Regions from separate parts of the Homo sapiens genome. Here all the other regions are linked to region 3. A link is a loop called in an ENCODE intact Hi-C map of the cell type or tissue named here. Cell type or tissue: PC-9. All regions are shown on one strand. Links, peaks and the distances in the headings refer to the core of each region. The heading gives the core; the rest is flanking DNA.

The links. Peaks named below come from ENCODE experiments on the same cell type or tissue, not always from the same donor. Only the 100,000 strongest peaks of a DNase experiment are listed, where the experiment ranks them.
Region 1: it touches region 3 in a loop (6-fold over the local background); 6 of 110 quality-filtered maps call a loop at or near these places.
Region 2: a loop joins it to region 3, with 2.8 times the contacts of the local background. A loop is called at or near these places in 10 of 110 quality-filtered maps.

The regions. Positions count from the first base shown.
Region 1 is chr3:150,342,323-150,348,284 of GRCh38, reverse strand. It overlaps LOC107986141 (a long non-coding RNA gene), which reads right to left. Exons shown (of 3, transcript XR_001740958.1): 2 at 1-907. It overlaps LOC107986142 (a long non-coding RNA gene), which reads left to right and starts at 4,615. Exons shown (of 3, transcript XR_001740959.3): 1 at 4,615-5,247; 2 at 5,330-5,962. In PC-9, for the core only: no CTCF peak of the experiment used is centred there; DNase peaks (open chromatin) are centred at 1,074 and 2,984; H3K4me3 peaks cover 1,407 bases; H3K27ac peaks cover 4,439 bases.
Region 2 is chr3:150,236,020-150,241,981 of GRCh38, reverse strand. It overlaps LINC01213 (long intergenic non-protein coding RNA 1213), which reads right to left and starts at 3,463. Exons shown (of 3, transcript NR_110168.1): 1 at 3,380-3,463; 2 at 2,984-3,047; 3 at 1,776-2,102. It also overlaps the pseudogene LOC124906376. In PC-9, for the core only: CTCF peaks have their summits at 2,600 and 2,802 (motif pointing left); DNase peaks (open chromatin) are centred at 3,401 and 4,301; H3K4me3 peaks cover 2,547 bases; H3K27ac peaks cover 2,607 bases.
Region 3 is chr3:150,283,265-150,289,226 of GRCh38, reverse strand. All of the region lies in intron 2 of LINC01214 (long intergenic non-protein coding RNA 1214), which reads left to right. Among named protein-coding and RNA genes, the nearest start is that of LINC01214, 38 kb to the left of the region's middle. In PC-9, for the core only: CTCF peaks have their summits at 2,287 and 2,488 (motif pointing left); no DNase peak of the experiment used is centred there; H3K27ac peaks cover 524 bases.

The DNA of each region.
Region 1 (5,962 bases), core at 582-5,581, 59 kb before region 3:
GGGCACTGATTTATGTAAAGTGATGATCAAGACTTGGGCCCTGTCCCTGAGGAGGAAATAGAACATAAACCAACTTCCACTTTATGATTGACAAGTTCCCTGATTGGAGGTACTTATAGGAGTGGTGGTGGTCTGAGTGAATCAGGATTGAAATATCAATGTGTCTTATCAGCTGTCACAAGTAAATTGTTGTTATTAATAGTGAAGTGCCAGCATTTGAAAATTATTTTTTAAAATAGGATAACATGTATTCCTGTGATAATTTCAACCTCACTTGCATCCTAATTTGCTTGTGAGACAGAAAAGTGTGGAGATTAAGCTGTTTCACTGAGAATTGTGCGTGACGCTGGACACACCCATGGTAGGTTCTCTTGTGAATGTGATCTGGTGCATATCCCAGGGAGCTGAACATTTTGTACAATCAGGGTACAAGAAGAGCATAATTTCTTCATTTTCTGGGGGACAATTAGAAAGTTTTCCCTAAATAGTATATGCTCCCATTTAGTGGGGTATGGTTTTCCTAGTTGCCTGGTTTCAAAATATTCATCCTTACAATGGAAGGGAAGTCAGGAAGTGATAAAACCTCCCATCTGGATTGAATACAGTTTGGGACAGTAGTTTGTGCACGGTGAGGCAGATAACACTTTGCAGATTTAGGAGACAGCTGAATCTGATGCATGTGGATGCAAGCTACTGGTAGAAGGCTTGGAGCAAATCCTTTCAATGCAGCTTGGATTTATGGGAGATTTTCAGGCGCCTGTAGGCTTTGAAGAGGCGTACAGTAGTATTTGGTTCACAAAGAGTTCACGTTTACTTCGGTTCACCTGGATTCTCACTCCCAATTGAGTTTTATTTCCAGTATGCTTGTAAACCAACTCCAGACTCGGATGCAAACTCGGCTCAATGTCTGATAGGGAGTTAAAGAGAGAAAATACAAAATGGCATAAATGAGTTTCACATGATTTCCAATCCAAGCTATGAGCTGGCTCTGGCTCGCTCAATCAGCCAGGAGCAGAAAAAGTTTTGCAAACTTCAGTGACCCTTGCAAAAAACCTGGTCTACATCCTGCCTTCAGGAGAAAACCCAGAACCGGTTAGATGTGCCCTGTTTTGGTTTCTATTACAGCTTGCCTTGCAGCCGTCCTAGGAGAGACTGTGGCCCAAGTACATTCTCCTCTTGATCTTCTAAATGTGCCCCTCTAAGGGGCAAGAAGGTTTGCTTTTATTATGGCACATAAGGCAAAAATGTGTCTTGGAATGAAGCACAGCTGAATTGCTGAGGGCAGGACTATAAAATACAATCTTTCCCAAGGATTTTCTTCCTTAGGAGCTCAAATGGCAGCCTAGCTTGACAGCAGGGGCTCTATGCTGACTTAAGTTTTTATATCATGTCAGAAAAATATAAATATAATTATCTTCCTTCGTTAAAGAACCCACAACCCAAATTTGTACAGTTAGTCAAATTTCAGTTTAAAAAATACTGAAATATGTTATTATCCTTTTAAAAGTCATCTGTACAACACTATGATATAGGGCATAAGGTTTGAGAGGGATTTTTTCTTCCTTTCTTCCTTTTTTTCCTTTCTAAGTCATATGAAGCAGAACTAGATCTGAGTGAAATCTTGCCTTTTCACGTAGTTTTTTTCCCTAGCTAAGTTAAATAAAGCACAAAAAGAGTGCATTTCCCAAGTACCTTATGAGATCCTGTCAATTTGTTTCTTCCCCTTGCTTTGAAAACCACCCCTAAAGAGATAAAATTACTTGCATCGATTCTTACAGAAAAGCAGCCAAGGTTTTATTAAAAACATTGTCCTTCGTACTCTTGCATATTTTCTTTTTCTCCCTAACATGGAAGGACATCAAATATAAAAGAAACGCAAATGTACAATACTGCCTCTTTCATCTTTGCTCAATTTCCAAAATCTTCCAACCCATCGCTTTACTTTTCTTTATTAAATTTTAAAGCCGAGCAAGTGGAATGCTGCATTTGAATTGTGAGGCTATGGGGGATGTTGGTGAGAGACTATCTGCATTGTTTCATTCAATTCTCATAAACTCTTCTCACCCTGTATTGGGATTGGCGAAATACTTTTATACCTTGGGGAAGATGTTCAAACTAATTGGTTTCCTATAGAACTCAGGATTCTGGAAGCTCATGATGCTTGATGTGACTGGATTCTTTAGTAATTAAAAAAAAAAAGATGAAAAAGTGTCATTGATACCTGGTTGAATATACAAACTTTAAAAACAAGTTCAGAGTTTTCTCTCAAATGCATACAGTGTATTACAGAGTATTTCTTGGAAGAGCAATCCTCTGAAATACACATGAAAAATAATTTGATGACTAAAAAATAATGAAAAAATGTGTGATGATCTGGATTTCTTGCTTTTTAAAATTTCCAGCTTGATAGCGTTCACTAAAACATGTCCTTTTGAAAAGCGATCTCTAAAAGCCATAGTCATGAAGCAGACTGGCAAAATAAAGGCAAAATATCTGTGATAAGTTAAATGAAAAAAAAAATTCAAAATTTTATCTTTTTTTAAAAAGACTAAAAGGAAACACATCAAAAGAATAGCCTAGAATTACTTGTCATATTTTTCTTTTTTCTATTTTCATTCTTTCTGCAATTTGGAATAATTACCTTTCTAACAACAATAATACAAAGATCAGCTATAGTCCTTATATTTTTAGTGGGTCTGATTTATCCTGGACTGCCCTGTGCTTGGAGATGCAGACCTCTGATTTTTTAAAAATATGTGCTTTAAACACAGAATAGCTTATCAGAAACTGTAATTGTGTTAGATAAAATCTCAGCCCTAAAAGAAAACAGTACTGTACGTGCCAGGATAAGCATTTTGAAACCAAATGAATAACTGAGGTTATTAGTTCAACGATGAGCACACCTGAGTTTTGAGACATATGACCCAATAGCATATGGTGAAATCCTGGATCCACAGAGAGTGTCTCATATTCACTAAACTCATCAGAATGAGCATTTAGTTCCTCTAAAGCAAGGTGCAATAAATCAGGGGAAAGCTGCAGATCCTGTCAGACCTGCTTGCATTCCTTTCCCCTCAGTGATTCCTTAGTTCAAGAGGGTTCATCCTTTGGGAATGTTTTAACACCCTTTGAAAACAGTGCCAAAGTCCAGGGCTTTGACGGCTTGATAAAACCTTATTTTAGGCCAAGTGCGGTGGCTCACGCCTGTAATCCCAACACTTTAGGAGACCGAGGCGGGCGGATCACCCGAGGTCAGGAGTTCGAGACCAGCCTGACCACCATGGTGAAACCCCGTCTCTACTAAAAATACAAAATTAGCCGGGCATGGTGGCGCATATCTGTAATCCCAGCTACTCGGGAGGCTGAGACAGGAGAATCGCTTGGACCCGGGAGTTGGAGGTTGCAGTCAGCCGAGACTGCGCCATTGTACTCCAGCCTGGGCAACAAGAGCGAAACTCTGTCTCAAAAAACAACAACAAAAAAAAACAAAAACAAAAACAACAACAACAAAAAACACACCTTATTTTATCCTGAGATGGAGAAAAATCAGCCTCTGGGAGGGGCTAAATTATCAAAGGCAATGCCATGTAGCAGCAGTAAGTTAACTAGCAGATCTTGGAGAGATGAGAGCCCCTTTGAACTTGCTGGGAAGTTTAACAGCGAGAGTGGAGATTCCTGGGAGAATATCTGTTACCAAAAGACGATAAAGAACTAGTAAGTAGCTTTCCAGCTGGATAAAAGACAGGAGATAGAATCCATCCGGCTGCAGATCCGTGTTTAATTCTTGCACTGGGGGAGGGAGTGAATGCATAGAATTTATGGGATGGCGTTGAAAATATAATAGATGCCCAAACAAGAAGTTGGGCAGATTCATTTTTCTTTTGTATTATGGACCGGAATTTAAAATGTCAGTTTGAACAGGGAATTAATTGGACTTGCTGGGATGACAAGTCATGAGCCCTTAGGGCAACTGGTGATTTACCGATGCCAAGGCCAGCTCTCTTCCTGGGGACTCTCTTTGAAGTCAGGGGATGTTGGGAACACAGGGGGTGAAGGGAGGAATGGAAATTAGGGTGAGAACGGGCTTTGTAGTGGTATCATTTCTCCAAAACAATCTAGTGCTTTTCCCTTCTTCATTCATTCAGCAAATATTTCATGACCTCTCTGTGCCTGGCACTCTGCTGGCATTTGGGATTCAAAGATGAATACAGGAGAATTCATTGCTTAAAGAGTCTGGAGGTAATTTCAAACACTGACAAATTTCCTCTTCCTATTCTTATTAAGAGGAGCAGCCTGGAAGATGCATTGCCCTGTATTTCTATAATCTTATGTCTCTAATTTAAAGACATTTCAAATTTCATATAATTTTACTCTTTTTAGTAAAGGCAATTCATTAAATACATAAGATGTTATTTGAAATGCTTTTTTTTAACCAAATAAACTCATTTATTAAAAAAGAAAATCCCCCAAGTCAGACAGAGTTTTCATTCTGATTTTGTTGTTGTTGTTTTGGTAGAGACAAGGTCGCACTATGTTGCCCTGGTTGGTCTTGAACTCCTCAGCTCAAGCAATCCTCCCACCTCGGCCTGCTGAAGTGCTGGGATTACAGGCATGAGCCACTGTGCCCAGACTAATTGTTGTTTTTTAACAATATAGTTTCTATATTGATTTCACAAGCCTCCTTTTCCATGTGTTGAAATCCATGGATTGTATTAGAAAGACATTTGACCTATTGGGGGAGATAGATTATTATTGTTTTTAAATCAATTAGACATCTAGCTAGGCTGAAAACAACCACTAAAAGGTTTTCGTTTGTTTACTTGTTTTTGCCTGGCAGCCATACCACCAAAGTACAAAGGCTTGTTTAAAAAAAAATCTGTTTTGCCTATCTAAACCTCTCTAAAAGGAAGGAAATAAAATTTTGTAACTTTCCAAGAAGTGAAAACCAATTAACATTTTAAAGTCACATTACACTCATAACCTCTAATACATTATTTTCAGAAGAGCCATTTCTGCTGAGTCAGAATATAAAATAGGATTCAAATACCTATTTCCTTAATAGATTTAAATGACTGTGACTAACAATCTCAATATTTCTTGTTTTATGGAAAAATTTTAGTTTCTCAAGGATCCCATGGGGATTGGACATGATGGTGTTTAAGGGCCTCTAACGATCCCTGCCTTGGATATGTGTAGTCCCCTCCCACACTGCATCAGGATTGGTCTGTGAATACGGCAGAAATGATGGTATGACTTTTCCTAGGCTAGATCACAAAAGACCTTGTGGCTCCTCTCTCTCTCTTTCTCATACATACATCATTCCATCCAGGGGAAGCCAGATGCTGTGTTGTGAGGACAGTCAGGCAGCCCCATGGAGAGGCCCATGTGGCAAGGCATTGAGGACTTCTGCCAATAGCCATATGAATGACCATCTTGGAAGTAGGTGCTCCAGCCCTGGATAAACCTTCAGATGACTGCAGCCCCTGCTCAGAGCTTGACTGCAACCCCATCAGAGACCCTGAGCCTGAGACACTCAGCTAAGTCACTCGGAGGTTCCTAACCTACAGAAACTGTGTGAAATAATAAATGTTTATTGTTTTAAGCCGCCAAGGTTTTGGGGTAATTTGTGATGGAGTAACAGATAACTAATACAAAGACCCTTTCAAAAGTGAGATTAATTGATTCTCTGATTCTCATACCACACTGGTAATAGCTGCCATGTGAAATATTCTTACTGGAAGCCATGGGAAGTTTTAAATCTCTCCAGATTCCTGCACATTGCTTGCATTAATTAATACATATACCTGTGTATATCCATATATACAAAGTTAATGCATTTTTTTCTAAACATTTTTTGAAATTTATTTTCAATTTTAAAGACAATATATGCTTATTAAAGAAAATGTGAGGGGAACGTTAAAAAAGATTACCCATAGTTCTAACACCCATAGTTCTAACATCT
Region 2 (5,962 bases), core at 582-5,581, 48 kb after region 3:
TTAAGTAACTTCCATAATTTTGCAATAGTGATCAGGGCAAATATTTTGAGATATCAGGGGTAACTATAATGTTATATGAAACTATCTTGATTTCTATTGGTGACTAAGCCACAGGTACCAATAAGACTACTGTAGTTTGTTACCATATTTAAACTGATAAGAACAGATACTCCACTTGATCTTAGCTAAAAGGCCGAGAAGCGATGTTACCATATTTAAAATAGAAAACTTGCTAAATTTCAGAGAGAGGTTAGTGGAAATAGTGATTCCTCCTCCAGTCCAACTAGTCTGTGAACCCTTTGGATTATGTCCAGGGACCCCAGTAATAAACCTTGGACAAATTTGAATGTAGAGACCTCTGAGCTATCAGGTGTAATATTCCCACCACTAATTCTCCACTTAGAGAATTCCTGAGGCGGCCGGGCACAGTGTAATCCCAACACTTTGGGTGGCCGAGGCGGGTGGATTGCTTGAGCTCAGGAGTTCGAGACTGGCCTGGGCAACATGGCAAAGCCCCGTCTCCACTAAAAAAAATAAAAATAAAAATACAAAAATTAGCTGGGCATGGTGGTGCCTGTAATCCCAGCTACTTGGGAGGCTGAGGCAGGAGAATCCCTTGAACGCAGGAGGTAGAGGTTGCAGTGGGCTAAGATCGTGCCACTGCACTCCAGCCTGGGAGACAGAGTGAGACTCTGTCCCCCACCCCCACCCCCCACCAAAAAAAAGGAAAAGAAAAGAAAGAATTCCTGAGGCAGAAGAAAAGGGTCTTATATGGATTGCTTTGTTTGGTGTGAGACTGCCTTGCCCTTCTCTTCAAACAGAGGATCTTCTTTACTATTAGAGCTTTTTCCTCAAGGGTCACATGGGGTTTAAACACATTCTCTGGTCTAGAAAGTGCGCACCCCTGCGGATGTGAGGAAATGGGAGCCTACCCAGGTGAAGCCACCTGACCCACATAAATAAACAGTGGGAAAGGCCATCCACATTTTCTATCCCTGGCAAGTTGAAAAGTTAAGGTGGCCCCAAACTCTTGCTAGATCTGACATGAACCAGAGGTTGAATCTGGGACATACAGTCTGGGACTCTGTTGTCTAGCGGGGTTGAACTCAGCTCCCACCGGCACCAGATAAGCTTAGAAATTTTCTGCAGGCTTCGGTAGGGGAGATGCTAAAGAGCAAAATGACCCCTAAGCCTATCTGGTGTTAGTGGGAGCTGCTTTAACAGTGTATCATCTAAATATTTGTTGGTGCTAGATGTTCTGCTTTGTTGTTGGCTCAGTACTAGATAACAAAATCACAGATGTGTGAGAGGCATGTGTGCTTGGAGGTGGAAGCTGGGTAAGAAGAGACATTTTAGGCTGGGAGCGGTGGCTCACAGCCGTAATCCCAGCACTGTGGGAGGCCGAGGCAGGCAGATCACCTGAGGTCAGGAGTTTGAGACCAGCCTGGCCAATATGGTGAAACCTCATCTCTACTAAAAATACAAAAATTAGCTGGGCGTGGCAGCGGATGCCTGTAATCCCAGCTACTTGGGAGGCTGAGGCAGGAGAATCACTTGAACCTGGGTGGAGGTTGCAGTGAGCCAAGATCAAGCCATTGCACTCCAGCCTGGCGGACAAGAGCAAAACTCCGTCTCAAAAAAAAAAAAAAAAAAAAAAGAAGAGACATTTTAGAAAATATTGCCATTGAGATAATGTGCCTCTGACATATTACAATTTAAATTCACACTGTAATTTGGCTTATATTCTCTATGAGAGCATTAAAGTTGATTCCTTATTTGAATTGCAATTTCACTTCTTTATTTACTCAGAGATGATCACAGAAGGGTTCCCTAGAATTACTTAATGCTAGAAAAATAGCTCCCAAGAGTCAATCAAATTAACCATCCCTTCCTAACAATATAGAATCCAGCATACTTTGGTTCTCTCATTTGACATTTTGCATGATGACAGTTGCAGAATTTGACTTCTGGGCATTTTGGTTTCTCCCCAATTTAGGAGAATGCCCAGAATGCAGAAACATGAGAAGAATGAACAAAACAAAGATGACTTTATAGGTCTCCTTTGAAGAGCTTTGCATTTCTTCCAATTGCTTTCTCCCAGACTAAAAAAAAAAAAAAATTACCTCAGTAATATATTCTCGGGTAAAAATATAAACAATATAGAAGCAAACTGAGCAGAAAGTGAAAGTCCTTCTTTGCCATCCTCCAATCCCACTTCCCTCCCCAGAAGTTAAGAATCTTTCCAGACCCTTTTTCTATGTGTTTATATATGTGCATGTATATAGATGCACAAAAATACATGACCGCAAGCAAGATGCATATATTTCTTTACATAAATGGGAACGTATACACTATATATATTTTCCTATGACTTGCTTTTTTATTTACTAATATTTCTTGGATATCTCTCTACATATAAAGCTATCTTATTTTTTTTTTAAAACTACATATTATTCCATAATATATATGAATGTACTGCGTTTGTTTAAGCAATGTCTATGGATAGACATTCAGGTTGCATGCAGCTTGGGTTTTCTGATTTGTTTGTTTTGTTGCTATTAGAAACAGTAATCCAAATTTATTCTACCTCCTTTAAGCTGATAAAAACCATCCCTAGATGTGGATTTTCTCTCTCTATTTCTGCAGCAATAAGAGTGCAGATGGGTAGGAAAGGGAGAGAATGCAATTCCTTTTCTTCCTTCTGACCACCTTCTTCCCACCTTCCACCTCCCACTTCCTTCCTGTCCACAATATACAAAAAGAGAGCTCCCTCTACTGGGAATGCCATTGCCTTCCTCCCGCTCACCTGGGTAACTCCTTTCTTCCTGCAAATTGCACCTCACTCCATCTCCCCAAGGTCTCCAGCTCACCACCTGGGAGGTCAAGGGCCTTCCTTCATGTTCTTTTGGCCCTCTCTGTATCCGACATCATATTAAAGTTACCCATCCAGACACCGGCCCCTGAGGGGAGAGAAGGAACTCACCGTGTATCCTCAGCACCTAGCACCCGATCAGCTGCGGCAGGAGCCCAGGGGCATACCTGGTGACCTGAAATGAAGGACCTCCAAGTGAATAGATCTTCACATAGTGTGCACTTGGTTTAGTTACCATTAAATCCATGTTGAAGCCAACAGCATTAAATGATGAATCACCTGGATAACATCGGAGCCTCGGACAAGGTGTGCAGACTAAGAACAGGATTTCAGAAATGTTAAAATAACACACATCAATGCCAGCATTCGCCGGTCCTTTCTATGGCCTTCCCCACACTCATCACATTGGTAGGGATCACTCTGATATTGGCAGCAGGCTTCTGCCAACTGAAAAAGAGCAATACCTGTTCTGCAGGTTCTATTTTTAATTTTTATTAACATTTTTACCTGTGCCCTGCTTGATCTCTCTCAGGCAGGCTGTTCTGATAAAACCAGTTTCGTTATGTCCTTTCCCTGGTGCATTTCTGCCCAGAGGGAAGGCTAAGCACACAGAAGAGCCCGGAGACAGTTCCATCTGGAGTAGCCAGCGGGTCAGACCACAGGGCTAATCCTGAAACTAGACCATCAGGTATCTTGGAGATCAGCTAGTCAGTACTGGAGAAAAGGGTGGCTTGGAAGAGATGGATCTCATTTTATGGAAAGCACAACAAACACTGGTTCCACCCTGCCACCAGCTTGCTGCTCCCTAACTCAACTTGTAGAGAAATTCTGAAGAAAACTGGCAATCAGCCAAAACTTCCCACTCCGGCTTGTACAGCTGAACTCTGATATCCACACAGCCGCCCCAACAGTGAAAGAGAAGGAAGAGGGATGAGGAAAGGAGGTAGTGGAAGGAGCGGTGTGGACTGGTTCTTCTTCCTACCCTTCATTCTACAGAGAAGCACACTGACACCCACAGAGGTGAAGGGTCTGAGCCCCTCACTGTTGAGTTGGCGGCAGCCCTCTGGGAATTCAGCCCTCCTCCGTGCCAGTCTCCATGCTGTTCCTATGCCCTGCATGTTGAATAGGTACAGTAGTTATCGACCACACTTCTGGTATAATCTATGGCTAGGTGAGGGATCTACTAGGCCTTAAATGCCTCCTCCACTTGATTTGCCAATTTCCCATATAAAATAATGGTTTTATTCATTGGTTCTTTTATAAATGCAAATACCCCTGGGAGAGGCAACATAGCCTTAAAGGATTCATTAAATCTTTTCTGCAAAGTAGATGAACCATAGTTCATGACCTGGTCTGGCTGCTCCTACAGCTGTAAACTCCCACTGACCCAGATTCTTCCTGGCAGCCCACAGGAAGATGAGTGTGCGATGACTGGCAGATTAGCTCTTTCAGGTGGAAGACTGCCAGAGAGATGTGCCAGCACTCTCCTTGGCGGCAGAGGGTGGGAGAGCTTGCCTGGGAGTGAGGTGTATCCTCAGGCTCCTAAATCACCTGTGTGTGTCCATGCCCCCTCCTTCTCTCCTTGCGGTGGATTCCTTAGGTCTTTGCCAACTCCAAAAGCAGGGGTGCCTTCAAACCCTGACAGCTGCGCTGATCTGGTGGCTCTACCTTTAATAGCTATTTTAGGTTCCTTCTAAACCTTGTCGAGTCTCCACACTTCTACTTAGTTGGAGGCACCTAGAGTGAAAAACAATGTATATACAGTAGCCCCCATTATCTGCAGGGGTATGCCTGAAACTGCAGATAGTACAGAACTTTATACAGACTATATATTTTCCTATACATACCTATGATAAAGTTTAATTTAAACACTAGGCACAGTAAGAGATTGGCAGCAATAACTATAAAATAGAACGATTATAACAATATACTCTAATAAAATTTATGTGTATGTGGTCTCTCTCTGTTTCTTAAAATATCTTATAATACTGTCCTGCAGGTAACTGAAACCACAGAAAGCAAAACTGTGGATTACGGTGGGGGAACTATCGTACCACGTATACTACAGCAGCTACAAATGCTAGGAAGATTGTTTAAAGAAGCCTGGCCCCCCTCTTCCTCTTCGAGTTCCCTTGTGAGGATGAATAAAGGAAAGTAATGCATCCAAAGCTCACTGAGCTCCTTGGGGAGAGGGGGTATGAATGCCCAGATTCCGTGGTTTTACACCGGGCATTTAATAATACCACTGACAGCTAGACTTTCTCCTCCCTAACAGAATTTGATTGCATGAATCACCCAAAGGTCTTCTTTGCAAGAGAATTTTTTAAAAGTCAATGAAAGTGGAAAACATCATAGTCTTCCAATAATGACTGACAACAGGCAAGGTTCTGCTAAAACTGGGGGAGGGGGTACAATTCCTATGGGACATGGAGAGTTATTCCTCTCTGGAAAGTCTCAGAGACCAGAGAGGTAATGGGAAACACAAAAGCGAGTTTGACTACTGAAATTTAATAAGGCCTGACATTTCTGTGCCTAATCCTCATATATATTCCATTATGGTGATTTTCAAGACAGGCCACCAGAATGAGGCTGTCTTATGCATACAAAAGGGAGGCAGAAGGCAAGGGGAAGGAGGGGCTGTACTCACTATAAAAATAAGAGCAATCACAAATAATCTCAACAAAACTTTTGGAAAAACCAGTACTGATTTCCATTTCTCAAGAAATTCTCCCTTTAAATTATTCTGCCAGGCTCCAGTGAAATCCTAAATCAAGTTTTTTATAGGCTTAAAACACAAAATCCAATGTAAAACTAAACATTTTAAAAATAGGTACATGAAATGACATTATGGAAAACCAGGAGAAAGAAAGTTTGGTAAGTCAACTCTTTCTAAAATATTTCAGCCTGCCTGGATCTCTAGACAAGGAAGGAATTCAGAACCCAGCTGCATAGCTTCTCTCTGTGGCTGGTCAGGCATTCTTCAGTGGCTCTGGTGGCAAAAAAGCTTAAAACTTGCTTCAAAAAAACAAGCAGCTCCCATCCGGGACTGTTAGAACTCTGAAAACCAGGCCTGTGTTCACACTGGCCCAA
Region 3 (5,962 bases), core at 295-5,294:
TGGGAAGAACTGATATTTTAACAACACTGAGTCTTCTTATCCATGAACATGGAATATCTCTTCATTTATTAGTGATCTACTTTGATTTCTTTCATTAGAGTTTTGTAGTTTTCTTCTTGTACCCATGAGATCTTATAGATATTTTGTTAAATTCATACATAAATATTTTATGTCTTTTATTTGCTATTTAATGTTGTTCTGAGCTTAAAAATTAAAATGTAAATTTTACCATTCATCTCATATCATGCAATTCCAGTTTTAAGTGCAAACATAAAACATTTAATTCATATGTAGAATCACCAGAATTACACAGTGGAAAATCTGTACCGAATGTATGTCCGTGAAAACAGCCCAGCTGGTAAATGAGAAGTGGTGGAGATGCAGGTAGTACAGCTGATCACAGAAGGATGTTAACTAACTAGAGAACAAAGAATACTTCAGCTGGAAAGGAAATAATGTTGATCTCTAGTTCAAGAAACAAGGTCCCAAATGAAAAGTGGCCAGGGTCACACAGGTAAAGAGTGATGAGAACCTCTCTTACCATCCAAGCAGCATTGTTGAAATTCACTATGTGATATTAGTTCAGGTTTCTTATATACTGGATTTCAGTTCTGCTGACATTCAAAATTTTATTGAGCTTGACTAGATACTTCTGGGAATATTCAGATATACACACTGTGAGTCCAAGTAGAATCCCAAAGCAGTTACAACTGTCACAGATGTAGCAATACCTTTGTCCCCAAAACTTGTTGAAGGAGAGACTGAATTAGAACTAGTCACACTGACATGTTTTTAATATTAGGCATTGATTTCTGCTGGGAAATATAAGAGGCATCTTCCTTCATGGGGGAGAAAAGTGACGGGTGTGTATGTGTTCTTGGCAGGAGTTTTTGCCATCTGAGCCAGGCTCAGATGGGGAGAACATCAGATTCAGAAGAGACCTCAGAGATAAACTCATTCAGTGGCTTTTAAACTGTGTTCTAGGGATCCACACGCATTTCATTACATTTATTTTATTATTTGAAAAACTAAGTTAAAAAAGGCTTACTACTCAAATGTGTTACAGATCAAGGCTTGATGTGGTAGAAATCACAGATCATGATAATCTTCAAATGTCTCATGAGGAAATGCCATACACAGTAACTTATGAAAGAGGTATACTACTTTTATCTGTGCTATGCATTGGGGAGCCATACAAGACTTCATTTTACGAAAGGATTCCCTTGCATAAAGTTAAGTTTGAAAACCACTGATCTATTCATCCCCCTCCAAATAAGCCTCTAAGAACTGTTGATAGATTCATAATACATGTTTAACAAATTTCAGCCATCATTATTTCCTACAGATAGAGAAATTGAGGCCTAGGTTGACTAAATGACTTGCCCAACACATCCAGATATTTAGCAGCAAAGCCAGAATTTTACCTGTGTCTTAACTCCTAGATCATTTTTCCTTTCACTCTATTGCAACCTCCAGATTCCATCCCCAACAAAACAGCTATGATATTAAGTCTTCCAGGCATAGGCTGTATTTACTGTCCCTTTGATCTATCCTTTTCTTAGTCCTGGGAGCCAAGAGGGGAAAAGAGAAAGAGAGAGAGAGAGAGAAAGAGAGAGAGAGAGAGAGAGAGAGAGATCTCACCAGAGGACTCACCAAGATGTTCTTATTTTGACATCTTTAACGTTGAAAAGGGACAAAAAAGTGACAATCCTGCTTTTAAATGTTTATCCCATTTTCCTTATAAAAACACTTATATGTGGCAGACCATGTATCCTAAATTTTGATCAGAAATGTGATCTTTCTTTCAGTGGTCCCAAAGATAACCAATTGTTTAGAGCCTAGAGGAAAGGGAAGAACCCACATCTACCATGAATGAATAAATGGTGAGTTCTGACCATCATCCTCCAACTCTTTTTTTTTTTTCCCAACTCTACAAACTGTGGCACTACACACAAATTTAAGGTATCCACAAACCCCACTTTTGAAAACTTTTGTCACTTATGCAGCCTGTTCTGAAGATACTTTCAAACCATTCCTTCTCCCTCCTTCTCCCATTCTCTATACATCGACATACCCTTGTCTATGCCTGTCTTTCTAGTCTTTGAACACCTCCAAATTCAGGCTTAGAGCAACAAATGAGTAAATGAGGAAAAAATTAAAGCCGTAAACCTCTTTACAAAGGCTTATATATATGATTAGAATATTATTGTAATATCTACATGGCAAATAATAGGAACTCAATAAATACTTGAATTAATAAATTTGTTTTACATATTTTTACTGAATATTTCTTATTTTCTGCCTACATGTTAAAGTGATTGTTGAAAAGTACACAGATTGATAAAATGAATAACTCAGTAAGCAAAGCTGCCTTTATAGGGAGGTTCGGCCCATGCCCCGCAACACTAGGCTACTTACTGGTGGATTTTAGTGATGGTGATGAGTGAGTTACCTGAATTCAGCCATCTTTAACCTACTCCCCCTTGTGGTTAGTGTGAGACATTTTAAGGTGTCTGGTGTGGCTTTCACTCCTTTAACACTATGTTCTGACCTAGAGATAAAATAATTCACGGACAAAACCAAACTCAAAACCAAAACATTTTAAGAGCGGACTAGTCTAATGTGAATGCGGAAAGACCTAGAGAGCCAGGCCCTTTTCTCTTGATCTCTTTCTTTCCTAAGCAGCTCCTTCACCTTCATCAAGACTCAGCTCAGGACAAACCCCTTCCAGAAAGTTTGTTCTGGTTTCTTGCTCTGTGAGTTTGGGGCCTCACCTTGTGACTGCCTTTATCAAAGAGCCTATCACTCTGTGTCTCTGCTCACTAGGTAGGTATCCCCAGTGGACTGTAAACAACCGGAGGTGGGGGCAGGAACTGTGTCTTGCATTTCTTTATTCCAAAATGTCTTCTTTTGCCAGCTATAGAGTAGATGTTCAGTAAATGTTTGTTGAAATAAATAAGTGGTTCTTGCCACTAAAAACTTTAGACAATTGGCATAATATCTCAGGTTGCAGTTTTCTCATTTATAATCTTAGAGATTTAGGACTTTAAGTCCCTAAAGAGTCTGTGTGTCTGGAATTACATTTATTATCAAAATATTCTGTAAGAATTGGTCCCCTTTTGACTTTCAAGTTCTTTTATTTGGGGTCTTTTGAATATCTTTTTGGCTCTATAGAATTGTATGTCATGGTATGTTAATATTGGAGGTGGGAATGGAAAATAGCCCAGCAGTTACTAGCAAAGATGGCATTGAAGAGATTTCTTCATAAGTAATTGTCTGAATGATTATTTTCCAAAGAAAATCATACATTCCATATAGACCTCAAATAAGTTTTTACTTACATTTTTTATTCCATTTGAAGACATACCAGCTTGTGGAGAGGTCTAGAAGTATTTCTCCTCTTGGCTTGGAATTCCCAACATATCAAGTTTTAATAATATTTGACTCAGGACCACAAAGCATTATTTAGCAAATATACAGTTTGTGTTGAAGACATTTGAGGAAACCAGACCACAGGAAGAAAAATACTGCATGATCTCACTTATATACGAAATCTTTTCAAACACTGAATAAATAGAAATGGAGAGTATAATGGCGATTGGGGTGGGAGGATGGGGGAAATGGGCAGATGTAGGTTAAAGGGGACAAAGTTGCAGTTATATAGGATGAATTGGTGTAGAGATCTAATGAATAACGTGAGGAAGACAGCTAAAAATATTACAAACTGGAAATTTGCTAAGAGAGATTTTTAGGTGCTTTTACCACACACACAAAAGTAAGTATGTGAGAGGATAGATATGTTAGTTTACTTGACTATAGTAATCACTTTATTGTATGTGTGTATATCAAAACATTGTGCTGTACATCTTAAATATATACAATAAAGAAAGTGTTCAAGCTGCCCAAGATCTAGAAGACATCAGAGAGGATTGTATACAAGTCTGGCAGTGAGGCCAAGTGAGAATTCGTTGTCTCATCCCATGTCTCTCTTTTGTTTTTGTGAGAATTTGGGTCCATCTGAGGCAGAGAGTGGTGTGCTCTAAGGATACTGAAAGCTGGAACTTTTGTTCTCCTAAAATAGGAAGCACTCAGAAGTGGGAATGTTTTCAGGAGACAGTCCTTTCAGAAATGAGGTAAAAATTTTTCAAATTAAAAAAAAATTTTGGAGGCCATGGAAAGAAACTGATATTTTTAATGAACCAAGTTAGGACAGGAGGACTCTTCAACTGGTCAGAAAATAGAATTTTAAGTAAAGGGAAGAAAAATAACTGTAGATATCAGGATGTTTGTTGTTAAGCAATAATTTTGGGGTGTGTATGTGTGTGGTATTGTTGTTGTTGTTGTTGTTTTTTGAGCCTTACTGCTAGTTTGTAAAGATGGACTTTTCGATTATAAAGAAAACTGCAGGCCAGGCATGGTGGCTCATGCCTGTAATCCCAGTGCTTTGGGAGGCAGAGGCGGGCGAATCACCTGAGGTCAAGAGTTCGAGACAAGCCTGACCAACATGGAGAAATCCCATCTCTACTAAAAAATACAATATTAGCCAGGCGTGGTGGCACGTGCTGTAATCCCAGCTACTTGGGAGGTTGAGGCAGGAGAATTGCTTGAACCCGGGAGGCAGAGGTTGAGGTGAGCCGAGATCGCACCATTGCACTCCAGTCTGGGCAACAAGAGCAAAACTCCATCTCAAAAAAAAAAAAAAGAAAAAGAAAACTGCAGTTTGAAATGTAAAATGACCCTATAATGAGGCCTGAATTTGCCTTTACTGCAGTCTTTTCAGGAATATAGGCACAGGTTAATCTGTGTGTACAGGATTATGTTAGCCTCTGAGAGACTCTGGGAAAGGGTTGTTCTATTAAAGTCATAAAGGCTCTTGTTTTCCTTCAAAGCGTATTTTTTTCTATGTAGAAAATCTACCAGAAAACCTTACCAAATTCCTCAGGATGGCAAAAAGAGTTATCTTAGATCTTCTATTCATGTTTGGGAATTCTAATAAACTGAATTCATGTTTATTTGTTTGTTTTGTTTTAAATTTTTGTGAGTACATCGTACATCTATATAGTTATAGTGTACATGAAATATTTTGATATAGACATACAATGCATAATAATCACATCCGGGTAAATAGGATATCCATCATCTCAAGCATTTATTCTTCTTTGTGTTTCAAACAGTCCAATTATAGTCTTTTAGTTATTTTTAAATGTACAATAAATTATTGTTGATAGTAGTCACTCTGTCATGCTATCAAATACTAAATTTTATTCCTTCTATCTAATTATATTTTTGTACCCATTAACCATCCCCACTTACCCCTCACCCCCACTGCCAAACTATCCTTTTCAGTCTCTGGTAACCATCATTCTACTATCTCCATGAGTTCAATTGTTTTTATTTTTAAATCCCACAGATAAGTGAGAACAGGCAAAAGTTTGTCTTTCTGTGCCTGGCTTATTTCACTTAACATAATGACCTCCAGTTCCATCCGTGTTGTTGCAAATGACAGGATATTATTCTTTTTTACGGCTGAATAGTACTCCATTGTGTATATGTACATTTTCTTTATCCATTCATTTGTTGATGGATGCTTAGGTTGCTTTCAAATTTTAGGTATTGTAAACAGTGCTGCAACAAACGTAGAAATGCAGACATCTTTTCAATATACTGATCTCCTTTCTTTTGGGTATATACCTAGCAGTGGGATTGCTGGATCATATCGTAGCTCTATTTTTAGTTTTTTGAGGAAACTCCAAACTGTTCTCCACGGTGATTGTACTAATTTACATTCCTACCAACAGTGTACAAGGGTTGCCTTTTCTCCACGTCCTTGCCAGCATTTGTTATTGCCTATCTTTGGATATAAGCCATTTTAACTTAGGTGAGATGATATCTCATTGTAGTTTTGATTTGCATTTCTCTGTTGATCAATGATGTTGAGCACCAATTCATATATCTGTTTGTC